Linked DNA regions of Homo sapiens: region 2 is linked to region 1. Evidence: read pairs that join two places in POLR2A ChIA-PET (ENCODE). Cell type or tissue: PC-9. All regions are shown on one strand. Links, peaks and the distances in the headings refer to the core of each region. The heading gives the core; the rest is flanking DNA.

Evidence for each region. ChIA-PET counts read pairs that join two places held together with the same protein. Peaks named below come from ENCODE experiments on the same cell type or tissue, not always from the same donor. Only the 100,000 strongest peaks of a DNase experiment are listed, where the experiment ranks them.
Region 2: POLR2A ChIA-PET joins it to region 1 with 20 read pairs; 7 of 35 experiments call an interaction of 5 or more read pairs at or near these places.

What each region holds. Positions count from the first base shown.
Region 1 is chr9:81,733,901-81,741,226 of GRCh38, reverse strand. The region is part of intron 1 of TLE1-DT (TLE1 divergent transcript); the gene reads right to left. Among named protein-coding and RNA genes, the nearest start is that of TLE1-DT, 48 kb to the right of the region's middle. RefSeq lists a silencer at 6,895-7,056. In PC-9, for the core only: no CTCF peak of the experiment used is centred there; a DNase peak (open chromatin) is centred at 3,226; H3K4me3 peaks cover 444 bases; H3K27ac peaks cover 2,500 bases.
Region 2 is chr9:81,679,981-81,687,306 of GRCh38, reverse strand. It overlaps TLE1 (TLE family member 1, transcriptional corepressor), which reads left to right. Exons shown (of 20, transcript NM_005077.5): 3 at 1,411-1,474; 4 at 1,587-1,631. Among named protein-coding and RNA genes, the nearest start is that of TLE1, 5.9 kb to the left of the region's middle. RefSeq lists an enhancer at 2,105-3,012. In PC-9, for the core only: no CTCF peak of the experiment used is centred there; no DNase peak of the experiment used is centred there.

The DNA of each region.
Region 1 (7,326 bases), core at 2,117-4,616:
TTGCAGGTATCTATGATACTATCCTTCTCTTCATATTTCCTTCTTTCCACTTCCCACCTTTTGTCAGCTATACTTTTATATTATGAAGAATAATGCTTGCCTTTTTTTGCAAAATAATCAAGATCTTCCTTTCTTTGTCCTTAAGTTGACTGTAAAGGATGAACTTTAACTTAGAAGATGAATACATTCTAGAGATCTAATATACAGGATGGTGACTGTAGTTAAAACAACAACAACAAAAAGTAATTACATTAGTAAGACTACATCAATATTGTGCACTGCTGAACTAGGTAGCATATTAGGAATGCAATTTTCCTTTCTATGAGGGCAGTGTCATATCTTCATATGTTTATCATACCCTTCATATATTCAATGAAAAATGTCTTAGCACCATGTACTAGTCTTTTTCTTACACTCCCTAAATTACTGAAAATTATATGTTATTCTTCTAAATTGGGCCATAACATACTCAACTGGCTTTTTGTTTTTCTGGAATTATTAATTGCCTATCTTTTTATTGACTAAATATATAGTTTATCATATACTAAAACTTTTGTTGTTGTTGTTCTCCTAGTAACACTATGGACTACATGCAATTCTTTTGTCCCAGAGTCCTTCTCTTTGGCACTCTTTGTCCTCCTACTTCAAAATGGATGATTTTTTTTTTTTTTTTATCACACACTACTTTCCTTTCTCGTGTTAGAAAGATCCCTTGCCTTAATCTTTCTTGGGTAACTTCTTCATCCTGCTGGAATACATGCTCAAATAACTTAAAAAAGGAGTCTTTCCAAGTAAATTTTACAAGTCCTGGTTTGTATGAAACACCAACATTCTACCCTCACAGTTGATTGATAGGTAGGCTGGATATGTAAATTAGTTTCAAATTTAATTTCTCCCAGAACTGAAAGGACTACTCTATTATTTTCCAGCAGCCAGAGATGTTAATGAGAATTTGGCTGTTCAATTTACATTCCTCTATAGGTGGCCTAATTTTTCCTTCTCAAAGCTTTCAAAAATTTTGTTTATTCTTAGAGTTCTAAAATTTTACAAAATTATGTCCAAGTGGGTTATCTTCCCCATTTATCACAGTTGGCACTTAGAGGGTTATTTTAATGTAAAAATGTGTCCTTTTCTCGGAAATTTTCTTATATAATTTCTCGAGTAATGTCCCTTATACCGTTTTGTCTGTTCTCCACTTCTGGATCTCATATTACTTAGCTGTTGGACCCCTTAAATGAGTTTTTACATCTTCTATTTTCTGTCATATTTCTCATCAGTGATGGAGAATGCCATCTTCACCTCACTACTGTCATCTTTGTCTACATCAATTGATTAAAATAATAATAACAATGGCCAGGCACGGTGGCTCACGCCTGTAATCCCAGCACTTTGGGAGGCCGAGGCGGGCAGATCACGAGGTCAGGAGATCAAGACCATCCTGGCTAACATGGTGAAACCCCGTCTCTACTAAAAATACAAAAAATTAGCTGGGCGTAGTGGCGGGTGCCTGTAGTCCCAGCTACTCGGGAGGCTGAGGCAGGAGAATGGCATGAACCCAGGAGGCGGAGACTGCAGTGAGCGGAGATCACGCCACTGCACTCCAGCCTGGGCGACAGAGCGAGACTCCGTCTCAAAAAAAATAAATAAATAAAAAATAAAATAATAATAATAATAATAATAATAATAATAATAACAACTACTACTAATACCTATGTCAACCTGGAGTAGAATCCTTGTTTTTACCATTTTGAGGGTTTTACCCAGAATCATGCCTACCCAACTGCTGTTCAAGTAGCATCCTCTCAGAAGATTGATGCTGAAAAAGCCAGGAAATGGAATATTTTAAATAAAAAAATGAAAATTAAAAACCTTATTGAAGTCCAGTTGTAGATATTGCTTTCCCCTCTTCTGCCAGGCTCATCACTCTATCATAGATAAAATTAAATTGGTGTGGCATAATTTGCACTTCACAAAATCACGTTGATTACGACCCAGTAGCTTGTACTCTTCTAGGTGGTTGCAAATTGATTGTTTGATGATTTGCTCTTGTATCTTCCCAGGTATCCAAGATAAACTGAATAGTCTATAATTACTACAGCTGTCCTTTTCCCTCTTTTAAAAAACAGGTACTCCATCTGCTGATTTTACTTGTCAGGACCTTCTTCTGTCCAACCTTCATTTTCTAAAATAAAGGCTGGTGGTCTTGCAATTATATTTGCCAATTCCTTAAGTGTCCTGGGATGCGAGTAATCAAGCCCTGCTGATTTGAATGTACCAAGCTTTCTGAAGTGCTCTTCAATCACTTCTTTCTCCTTGTTTGCCTTTGCACCTCCAAGATGATAGCACTTAATCCAGTTTAGTTTCCTTATCATTGCTGATTAAAAAGGAAAATGAAACAGGTTAAAAACACAGTGAAAGCCTCTGCTATTACAGTTCTTTGTTAATAGTTTTTATTTAGCAGTATCTGTTGATAGTATTTTTTTTTAGTAGTTTTAGTGGTTGCATTTTACATCCTATAGAGCAAATTCCTGCCGGTATTCTTCCTTCCATTTTTTCTCCCTTCCTGCCTCATTCATTCCTTCCTTTCTTCTTCCCTCCCTCCTATTTTCCCTCCTTCCTTCTCTCTATCTCTTTCTTTCTTTTAAATTTCTTACAGAGGATAAGATAAGGGGAAGGGAGGAAAAAAAGAGGCCAAGAATCCCACATCACATTATGACCAAGACATCTACTAATCACCAAATGCCCACATGCTCCCCACAATTTCTCAGCCTGTTTGTAGCTGGAGTGAGGGGGCACATGACTAGTTCTGGTTAATAGGTACTGAAGACCTATGAGTCCCCAGGATCTCTTTCCTCTGCACCAGTTAGCTAGAAGTCACATGTTCTGGATGGTGAACCAACAAAAGGCAAGCAGCGTGGACCCCTGAGTCACCATTAGAAGGCCGCAGTCCTGGAGTGTCATCAGATCCCCAGGGGACTATGTGTTAAGCCACAGATATTTGGGCGTTTGTTTTTTCTAGCTTATCATCACTAATACAGTACCAATTTCTGGGTTAATCAGATTAGGCTAGGTTTTTGCCAAGGGAACAAATTAACCCTGAAATCTAAGTGGCTTAACATGACAAAGGTTTGTTTCTTACTCATGGTATGTGGTAGCTAGTCTCCAAAAAGGGCTCCCAATGACTCTTCCCTCCTGGCAATCGCACCCTTGGAAAGTTACCTCCCACTCTGACTCTGCACGATCTCATGACTCATTTTAAACAAGGAAGTGTACAGAAATAAGTGTGGCAGAAGTGACACTGTGGCTCTCCCCAGTGCCTTAGAAATCCGGGCACTTCCTGATACTGCATTTGGAGCCATTCACAATATAAAATATCTGAAGAATGAACCTCTATGCAGAGGAGCACCAAAGTGCCAGACATAAGCAAAGAAGCATCTTTAGTTCAATCACAGTCAAGCTTCCTAAGCACCCCAGACCCAGGCACCATCTGAACACAACCACAGGACAGACTCTAAGCGAGACTGTAAGAACTCCCCAGGTGAGCCCAGCCAACTCATAAAATTGGAGAAGTAACAACAAATTGTTGTTTTAAACCATTTTGTATGGGATAGCTTGTTAGGCAGTAGTAGCAAACTGAAGCATCGTACATACCCAGTGTGGGTGAATGGGCATTGGGCTCCACACAGACATTCATGGAAACAGGTTGATATGGGTTACACCATCTTGTATCTGCACCATTGGGAATGCGACCTCTCTGATGGCAGTAGTAAGGGAAGAGAGGGCTGAGGGGTTCCACAACTTTTAAATGTTTCCATCTCTGCTCCCAGTCCATTGGCCGATGAGAATTATCAGGGAGTAAATGGAGATTCAATGCACATTACATGACTCTGCCACAGACCTTGCCAATAAAATTTGCCCTTGTTTCCTATAGTATTATAAGAAGGCTTATCCAAGTACCTACCACCCAACTGGCTTTCCAAGAATTATAAACAATGATGTAGGACTCGCTCATACATCTCACAGAACCAACTGGGTGTATCTCCTCCCAACTTCGCATTCTGTGATGCCATGTGGTAGCCAGAAGTCAAACATGGTAGAAATATTTGCACCATATAGCTTGGCAAATGCTACAAATCAGGGCTTTCTTCCCATGTATCTAGTTACACCAGATCCAAAATATACCTACTATTCAGGCTGCCTCTATATTCATGCATATTTGTTTATTATTATAGGTAGAATTTTTTAAGCTAGCCATTGATGGTCTCATTTCTTTCCCTATTGCAAACAGACCAATCTATGAAGTGAAGATGTTAACATAAACCTGATTAACCTTTTATTAATAATAAAAAGATGGCTGTTTGAAGTTTCTTCTATATAACCAGAATGTGCATATTTTAATACACAGACACTATGTTAATATTCACATTAGTACAGTATTGGAAATGTTGCTATAAAAGAAGTATTAAATGTACCTATTTTCAGTCAGCATCAACAAGGTTTTCACCCCTCCAGTAATTATTGCATCTAATGACACTGTCATAGCTACTGATTCATTCTGGAAGCTTCAGTATCTTTTAGGCTTTAGAGTTTATAAGACTAAACTCCTTTATTTTAAGCCTTGCTGAAAGAGTTAATTCAGTGTTCTGTTCTAGTTCACCAACTCTTTATTCCCAAACCTTCACCCTCCACATACAAACAATCAGGAGAAAGGCCATCAATAAGGTTTCAGCTTCTATTACGGGATATGAAGCAATAACATTTTAAATAGCACCTAGGAGGCCTGGAGGAATGAATACATCTTTCAGCAGTCTCTACTTTATAGCTCTGAAGTATTTTGAACCCTGAAAATCTGGATTATTTACGAGGAGATTGAGAAGGGTCCAGTTGGAGGGAAACCTCATTTCTTGTTTCTCATACAAACAAGAAAGGGTATGCTTTGATAAGGTTTGAATCTGTGTCCCTTCCCAAATTTCATGTCAAACTGTAACCCCCAATGTTGGAGGTGGGACCTGGTAGGAGGTGACTGGATTTTGGGAGCAGTTTCTCACGAATGCTTTAGCACTATCCCCTCGGGGCTGTTCTTGTGATAGTGAGCTATCATGAGATCTAGTTATTTAAAAGCGTGTAGCACCTGGCCGGGCGCGGTGGCTCATGCCTGTAATCCCAGCACTTTGGGAGGCCGAGGCGGGTGTATCACAAGATCAGGAGATCGAGACAATCCTGGCTAACGCGGTGAAACCCGGTCTCTAGTAAAAATACAAAAAATTAGCCAGGCGAGGTGGCGGGTGCCCGTAGTCCCAGCTACTCAGGAGGCTGAGGCAGGAGAATGGCGAGAACCGGAGAGGCAGAGTTTGCAGCAAGCTGAGGTCGCGCCACTGCACTCCAGCCCGGGCGACAGAGCGAGACTCTGTCTCAAAAAAAAAAAAAAAAAAAAGTGTGTAGCACCTCCCCCACCCCCAGCCCTTGCTTCTGCTCCAGCCACGTAAGGTGTGTCTGCTTTCCCTCCGCACCTTCTGCCATGATTGTAAGTTTTCTGAGGGCTCCCCAGAAGCAGAAACAACCTTGCCTCCTATACAGCCTGTGAAATCATGAGCCAATGAAACCTATTTTCTTTATAAATTACCCAGTCTCTAGTCTTTTTCTTTCTTTCCTTTCTTCCTTCCTCTCTCTCTCTCTTTCTCTCTTTCTTTCTTTCTTACTTATTTGAGACAGAGTCTCGCTCTTTTGCCCAGGCTGGAGTGCAGTGGCGCAATCTGGGCTCACTGCAACCTCCGCCTCCCAGGTGCAAACGATTCTCCTGCCTCAGCCACCCGAGTAGCTGGGACTACAGGTGCCTGCCACCACGTTTGGCTAATTTTTTGTATTTTTTAGCAGAGACTGGGTTTCACCGTGTTAGAAAGGAGGGTCTCCATCTCCTGACCTCGTGATCCACCCACCTCGGCCTCCCAAAGTGCTGGGATTACAGGCGTGAGCCACCGCGCCCAGCCTCCAGTATTTCATTATAGCAATTCAAGAACGAACTAATACATGCTTACAAGTAACATTTGAAAACAAGATGACTAGAAACCTTTCATTACAAATAACAAGGGATTTGAACTTGATTCATGCCAAATTATGTAGTAAAATAAAACACAGGACAATTACAGAACGAAAGACCAGTCATCTTTAAAATGCTGCTTCTTGGATAGAATTCAGTGAGACTACCTACGGATGAGTTTGATGTTCATCAATTCAGAGCAGGAGGGTAAAGAAAGAATTATCACTACACCCACCAACCCATTTCCCATCACAACACTGATAATTTTCTAGGAATTCTAATGCCTTTTTTATTTTTTGGGATTAATCCACATTTTTTTTTCTTTTTCCTTTTTCTCTTTTGAGACAGGGTCTCACTCTGTCACCCAGGCGGGGGTGCAGTGGTGAGATCATAGCTCACTGCAGCCTCGATCTTCTGGGCTCAAGTGATCCTTTCACCTTAGCCTGGAACTTCAGGCTGCACCGTAGCTGGAACTTCAGGCATATGCCACCGTACTCAGCTAATTAATCCACATGTTAATCAACATTCGTTTGTTTACAAGTATCACTGATTGTATTTTCCAAAGATGGACACCTAATATACCTTCTGGCCACACGCTCATTTTAAAATGTAATGCTGGCCGGGCGCAGTGGCTTACGCCTGTAATCCCTGCATTTTGGGAGGCCCAGGCAGGCGGATCACAAGGTCAGGAGATCGAGACCATCCTGGCTAACACGTTGAAACCTCATCTCTACTAAAAATACAAAAAATTAGCAGGGCATGGTGGCAGGAACCTGTAATCCCAGCTGCTTGGGAGGCCTGAGACAGGAGAATCACTTGAACCCGGGAGGCAGAGGTTGCAGTGAACTGAGAATGCACCACTGCACTCCAGCCTGGACAACAAGAGCAAAACTCCGTCTCAAAAAAAAAAAATGTGATGCTGACATTCCTTCACTGAGAGATGGGGTCCCCCAACCAAGGTGGATCTTTGTAACTGCTTCCACAAATAGAATGAGATCAAATGATATTCCATGGCTTCGGAGGCTGGGTACTAAAAGGCGATGTGGCTTCCACCTGTCCCTCTCTCCTTGGGACCTGTGCATTTGGAGCCCTTAGCCTCCATGGGAAAGTTCATCTATCCTGAAGCTACCATGATAAGAGACCACAGAGAAACAGAGCGGTTCCTATGCAGCCCCAACTCTTCCAGCCCCAACTGCTTGGGTCTTTGCAACCCAGGAATCAGGCATGTGTGAGTGTTATACAGTGTCAGCCCCCAGCCTTCAAGCTGTCAGCTGAAACCAAGTTGGAGT
Region 2 (7,326 bases), core at 2,765-5,264, 55 kb after region 1:
GGTCGCGGGCGTCCCGGTGCCCCTTGCACCCAGCCGGGTGGCGGCGGCGCCTGTACTTAGTTCTTGCGTCCAGGCGGTGGCGTGTGGAGTCTCAGTTAAGACCTGTCATTCAAGTTACCCCCTTTCCTGGTTCTTCCCGGGCCGCCTCTTCTCTTGTCTCCTCCTCCTCCCATTGTTTCCCTTTTGCCGGTTTGCACTGTTCCAGGGAGTCCTTTTTCATGTCTTTAGGAGTTGCATGAGAATCGTCAATATTTGCACTTCATGTATTTATTTTTCAGCAGACTGAGCTGAAACATTGGTTCAATCGATGTCTCAGTCCTGGAGTGTGGGTTCAGGGAAGCAAAGCCATGTTGAAATCGCTGTTTGCCATACTAGAAAATTGGGTTTTCTGAGGCAAAGTCCATTAAGGAAGGCTAGATGCTTATAACATTGCCCATCATTGGTGATGGTGAGGGAGGTGGGTATAATAGTATAAAGAAGAAAGCTCACCTGCTTTGGCGTCATTTCGGATTGGTTTGGGTAGGATGAGAGAGTGGAGTCACATTTATATCCATCTCAGCCTTAGTTTCTTCAAGTAATGAGACTTACCTTCAAAGGACTTATAAATTTTTGTAAAATACTTTGCCAATAGTGAACTTCCCAGAAAGGTTAGTTTCTTTCCCTTGTTCCTATGAAGTTTTACCTGATTCTAACTCAGAAATAACTGTATTGACATTTTTTGCTTTTGTCATGCTTGAGAAAAAGCACACAGATGAGGCGAAGTGGCTTGGGTGTGAATTTTCTTACTTTGTCAGGGGCTTTCTCATTATTGACCTTTTGTCTACTTGTAGATAATATCTCTGCAGCTTGAGGCATACTTGCACACACCGTGTTTACCCAGCAGGGAGAACTTCAACCCACTTTATTGCAGTAGCTACTTGACATATTTTGGCAGGGATTTAAAAACCAAAGGTTTTGAAAGGGACCAGCAATTGTAGGAGTAACTTAACAGATAGGATTTTCAAACCTAGAGACCGTTTGAGTTGGCAAAGATGGCACAGCCTATGCCTAAGAGTGAAGATTGTGCAAGGGCCGGATTTTGGTGGAGTACAGAGAAACAAACTGATGCAGGAAGGTAGGGAGCAGATGACCATGAGGAGGAATCAGTTAGAGGTTCTGACAGATTTTTTTCATTCTTGTCATCTAACCAGATAGGCACCAAGAAGAATGGTAGCTGAATGGACACCTTGTATTGTTCACATTATTCCTTTTCCCTATTAAATGCAAGGACAAAGCTTTTGGGTGTTTACCTAGATAGTTTATGGCTTTTCCAAATTGGTCTGTGTTTTTACTTGAAGTGCAAATATGTGAGGCAGATGTTAAAACAAGTGACATAATGTTTACATTAAGTTGCCTGTTTTGTTTTCCTAGCCTTAAATTGGAATGTGAGAAACTGGCAAGTGAAAAGACAGAAATGCAGAGGCACTATGTGATGGTAGGTATCAAAGATTGGACTTTTTCCTTTTTCATATGATATTAGCAAACGTGTTAGCAGAGTGTAAAAAACATGAGTTAATGAAATGCTTGATTCTTTTTTCTCTTTACAGTATTATGAAATGTCATATGGATTAAACATTGAAATGCACAAACAGGTAAGCTTTAGTTGAACTTCAAGCTGAAATGAGACATCAGTTCATATGATTTAATAATACTGGCTTTGTTCTCAGTAGTGGGCTCTAGGGGTGGGGGTTTGTATGCTATTTTTCTGCCTTGGTTTCCTGTCCTGTGGATTGATGGTAGTATTCTGCATCAAGGGTTGCTTCTTGATAATTACAAGTGTTTAAATGACTAGGAGAGGGAGAGGTGTTTTGGAAATATAAACTAGCCTCTTTATTGACAGATAGGAATTAAGACTTGAGTTTACTTTTTCACCTGTATAGATTTATCCTCTTGAAAGGGCTGGGTATCTTCTACAGTTGCTGAAGTTTAGAATAGTTAATGTTTTTGTGCTGTTTTGCAAGGAAGTGTGGACCTGTTGGGGGGAAAGAAGGGTATTCAGGAGTTTTTTTTAATCGTGGTAATCAAGGTATATGACTATCTGTGGAGTATTCTTTATGCTTTGGGGCTGCATGAAGCAATAGTCAGGATTAGTGGCTTATTAGCAAACAAATTTTTGAAAAATTTCTCAGTTGTTGCAGGTGTGGATGTGAAAAAAGCATCTTTTTATGGCCAGAGCATATGTTGGGAGTTGCTTCAGTCCTAGTGGTTTTTAAAGCATGAAAAGATTAGTGACTGGAAAGCTCTAGCAATGACTATGAGTTTGCAAGTTCCCATAAAATTCACACTTATGGCTACTATAATGGTGTATAAAAAGAGTATTGAGCTGGAACAAGGCACTAAGGACCTCATAAGAGAAGAAAAGCTAAATGATTGCTCAGCCCAAAGGACCCTCGATTGAGTAGTCATTGTCTGCCAAAGAAAGCATTAATGGCAGGGTGTAAGTATTCTGGAGATACGCTGACATTCACTTTTTCATCAAGACGCTGGTACAATAAGTCTTTTAGAAATCGATTGCCTCTTAAAAAATTATCATCAGATGAAGTTGCACAGTTGGACACATTTCAAAGTGCAACAATACAATTCTTACTTGATGTATATGTGCTATTTCATCTCAAACCCTTGTTTCATTAAATTAAAGAGCATGGCTGACCGGCTGGGGCACAGTGGAGAAATTGATTAGTTCAGCCTTCAGATCTTCCTTATATTCAAAGACTTTCATTAAGCAAGTGTGTTTCAGAGTTGAATTCTGCTTTTGTAACTCCGCACTCTTTGATTTTTAATTCATCATAGATTTCATAATGTTAAGTTATCGTGTACATTAGATCTGTTCTCAGATTTGTGTTTGGAAAGAGATTGTGATTTTCAGGGCCTTTTATTAATAATGTAATTGGGCCTTTAAAAATGCAGATTTTACTATGATTTACAAAGTTGGTAGCCTACTTTATGTTGGGTTTGTGCCTTTGTTTTTGTGTGTTTCTCAGTGGCTAGTGCCTTATTCAGGCACTTGTAACTTCTTGATAGTAAATGGGCTAGAAGATCTGTGGCTAACATCTATCGTCATTTAAGTGAATTATGCAAATAAACTTGGCCTAGGCGGTTTAATCTTTTTTTTTTTTTTTAATTTACTCTGAAGGGCACTTTTTTTTGGATAACAGATATTATGGAAGAGTAAGAGGAGACTGAGCTTTTTCTTAAACCCATAAACTCAAAGGATTTAATAACCTCATTGACTCTTTTACAAGGGAACACCACCTCAGTGTGATGCTATATGCTGGTGCTGGGTTTATTGGAGGAGCTAAAAGAGGTGTGTAATTCTTCTGGGTTCCTGTAGGTTATGTGGCGGGATGACCTCTTCTTTATCATGTAGGGAGAAGGGGTGAAGTGGGTCAGAAGCACCATGGTGTGAGAATAGTTTTCTAATGAGTTTCTATACAGAGTGAGGCATTTGTGGCTATATACTGTCTGTCCGTGAGCCTGTATGCATTAATAATATGCTGTGTATAATTGGCTTAGCAATTTGAAAAACGTGAAAAGCTGAGAGACACCATGTTCTTCATAGTAGGGTACTGAGCCTCCTGAAATTTAGTTGATATTGGAAATGCTGACAGACCCTTAACTAGAGTGCTGTGCAAAGTAGTGCTATAATTCAGTTTAAAGTGGACTTACATTTGAAAAACATCCTTCTGAATGTCACACATTAATAATAAGTTCTGAGGAGGCATTTGGTGCAGCTAGTAATCATAATTCTTATTAAAACTGGTGACGTCTGGCCCCCAGGGTGTAGCCAAGCTCAAATTGATGCTTTTTGCCGCCTGATCACCAGCATGGCCTAAGTGCTCATTATATTGTAGAGAGGGCCTTTGGAGCTCTCATTAGATTTGACAGGAATTCTCTCTAGGGGGAAACTGGGCATTAGCGAGACTCCTGACAGGCTGAAATTATTCCTGCTTTATGGCTTATAACCAAATGCTAGCAAGGCATCATCAGGGGACACAAAAAATTGTCATTTTTGACAACATCTTTGTTACTAAAAAAAAAAAAAAAATGCAGTGATGGGGAAACTTTCCGTACAGAGAGCTTTAATGCTGTTAAGATTTGTCTCCAGTGTGACGACCGCTCTCCCTTCCCACCTTTCAACGGGTTTGTCGGAGTGAGTTCTAGAGATTTCAGTGTCAAATCTCACTGCTGACTTTCCTGTCTGGAAGTTTTAAAGTGAAAGTGCATCCAAATCAAGAATGGTATAATTGTGGTTTCCTTTCCTGGTGTGGTGCCCACAGCCCGTGTTTAGGTTGTGTCAACACTTCCTGATAAGCCTTGCCTTTACTTTCTCTGCTCCCGTTTGTGGCGGGTTACCGAAAAGGCAATGAAACAGGAATGGTAATAGATACTTAAGTCTTTCATGGTAGCACTAAGAATATTTTTTTCTTGGAGCCCTTTATAGATCCCTGTCTGCCCATCTTTATCTGTGTGGATGGTAAACTCTAGATATCTCTATACAGTAGAGGTAGACAATGTCTCATGGAAAATTGAGGCAGTTCTGATACCATCAGAGTGTTAGGGTGCATTAAAAAACAGCAAGTTGATGTGAGCCTGGTGGTTTGCCTAGCTGTGCCTAGTGTGTGTGGTGGCGTGATCTTTAAATGTTTTTGTCTGTCATATGGTTTGATATTACCTCATTTGATATTTTTGGGAACAAGATGTACTGTAAATGCACACATAAACCTTATTTTAGCCCACTCATGTTATCTTTTCAGCATGCTGATGAAGCCATGCTATAAATTGTCATTGGTGGCTTTAATTTGCACAGTAATGAACAGTTTTCAATGTGATTTGTCTTCTGTGACCTCCATAGGCATCCTCCAGAGTAGATTGGGTAGGTGTTTTGCTCTGCCTACAGCTGTGTGCACGTGTTCAGAGTCTGGGACTTGCTCAAGGCCACGCATCTATTGAAGCTTGAGTTGGGTTGCCTCCTCCAGGGTTGTCTGTGCTGCTGCTGCTGCTTTTTTTTTTTTTTTGAGATGGAATCTCGCTTTGTTCCCCAGGCTGGAGTGCAGTGGTCGATCTCTGCTTACTGCAGCCTTTGCCTCCTGGGTTCAAGCAATTCTCCTGCCTCAGCCTCCGGAGTAGCTGGGATTACAGGTGTCCGCCACCATGCCCGGCTAACTTTTTTTTTCTTTTTTTTGTAGTAGAGAGAGGGTTTCACCCATGTTCGCAGGCTGGTTTCGAACTCCTGACCTCAAGTGATCCACCCACCTTGGCCTCCCAAAGTGCTAGGATTACAGGCATGAGCTACCACACCCGGCCTGTCTGTGCTTCTTCCTATCCCCTCATGCTGCCATCAGGAAGATGAGGTGGACCATGTCTCCCTAGTGCCTGCCTCTTCAGTTCTGACTCTTTGTGCTGATGAACTTCATGATTTGTAAGACATGTCAGGACTGAATGTATGTTCTAAAAGTTAGGAGAATCAGCAGTGCCGCTGACTGGTCTTTCTGGGGAGAGGAGGGTCACAGGCCATGGGTAGATAAAACTACTGAGCAGTACTGTCCTCAGGTTAAAGTATGTTTAAGAAGAAACAAGTCAGGAATCCTGGTGGAGACCCAGTGATGGGGAGGGAGTTTGATCAGTCACTTTGTGCCTGTGTTCTGCTGAAGAATGGGCAGAGTGAGAGCACTGGGCTCTCCAGGATGGTGAAGAATTTTTTTTCTTTTTTTTTTTTGCGCGACGGAATCTCGTTCCGTCACCCAGGCTGGAGTGTGGTGGCACAGTCTCGGCTCACTGCAACCTCCGCCTCCCAGGTTCAAGCGATTCTCCTGCCTCAGCCTCCTCAGTAGTTGGGATTACAGGAGTCCACCACCATGCCTGGCTAATTTTTTATTTTTAGTAGAGATGGGGTTTCACTATATTGGCTAGGCTGGTCTCGAACTCCTGACCTCAAGTGATTCCCCCCGCCTCGGCTTCGCAAAGTGCTGGGATTACAGGCATAAACCACTGTGCCCGGCCGATGGTGAAGCATTTAAAAATAAATGAAAAGACTAGCTCTGAAAATCTGAAAGGAAGGATGATATATTCTGCAATCCTGGTTGGGAAAGGGAAAGAGCTCCATGTGATATTTCAGCAAGCAACATCTCAGGCCATGTAAATTTTGGAGTGAAACTGCTTTTACAGTTTTGATGTGTGCTTTAAAATTTCTCTTAGAAAAATGCGTTGTTCTTTAGTGGGTTTTTAAAAAAGTATTTAGATGGGACTGTTAGGGACTCACCTGTGGGATATTTCCTTAGATGTGATTCTTTTACTCTTTTGCAAATTTTACCTTAGTGTTTTTTTTGTTTTTTTTTTTTAACCCTGTGTGTTTTTGTCTACAGTTTCTCACTTTGAGATTTTTTTTCCCCCTAAGTCAACATCTCACACAGGGAAATGACTAGCTAGAGTATAGGCACTTAGAGTTAAGCTCCAGCAGGTGTTAATAATCTTGTCATACAAAGAGGGTAGCTGTCATCAAGATTGGAGTGGTCCTCAACTTCATTAGCCAGGCCTGTTCTTTGCAAGCATAAGTTAAAAGAGAGAAAGCTCTCTGCATTTAGAGCCTAGATTCCGAGGTGCAAGATTAGCCTTTGTTTCTTATCAGCAAGCAGGACTGATCTCTCACCTCTCAGTCACCTTCCCCACCCTTCAGCAGTGGGCCAGTGGCTGGTTTTTGTCCTGGACTTGCACTGGAGTAAGGCAAGGGAGTCCCTGGGCATGGATTTTAAGAAAATCACAAAACATAGTTATCATGATCAATATTTTGAAAATTCAAACGGAATGCCCCCAAAATCTTCAAGGAACAACATGTCCAAATTTTGTATTAGGGCAGGATCCAACAGGGGGAGTTGGGAATAGGGTGAGGACAGGAGGTAGAGTCAGGCCATTGCAGGGCCACAGCACCTCCCTTGCCTCCCCCTCTTTCTGCCTTTGGTTACCTGTCCTGTGGGGAGTGGCCATGAACTATAGGCTCTGACTTGGTTCCGTTGTAGTTCATTGAAGTCATTTAATTGGGGATTTCCATTCGGGACTGGGCAAGTCATGAACACGTTCCCTGGCTTCAGTTCCCCTCTCTGTATAATGAGGGTTAGACTAGACAAAAGTCTGTTTGTTCCCTCGCATGGTGGGAGCCATCCCAGCATACACCCGCAGAACCCAGCACCTCGTGCGTGCAAATTGAGGAGCGTCCTTCGCCAGAGGACTTAAGATGTTCTCCCAAATAGTGTTTATTAAGAAACAGAAAGAAAATCTGTTTCTTTAGTAAAT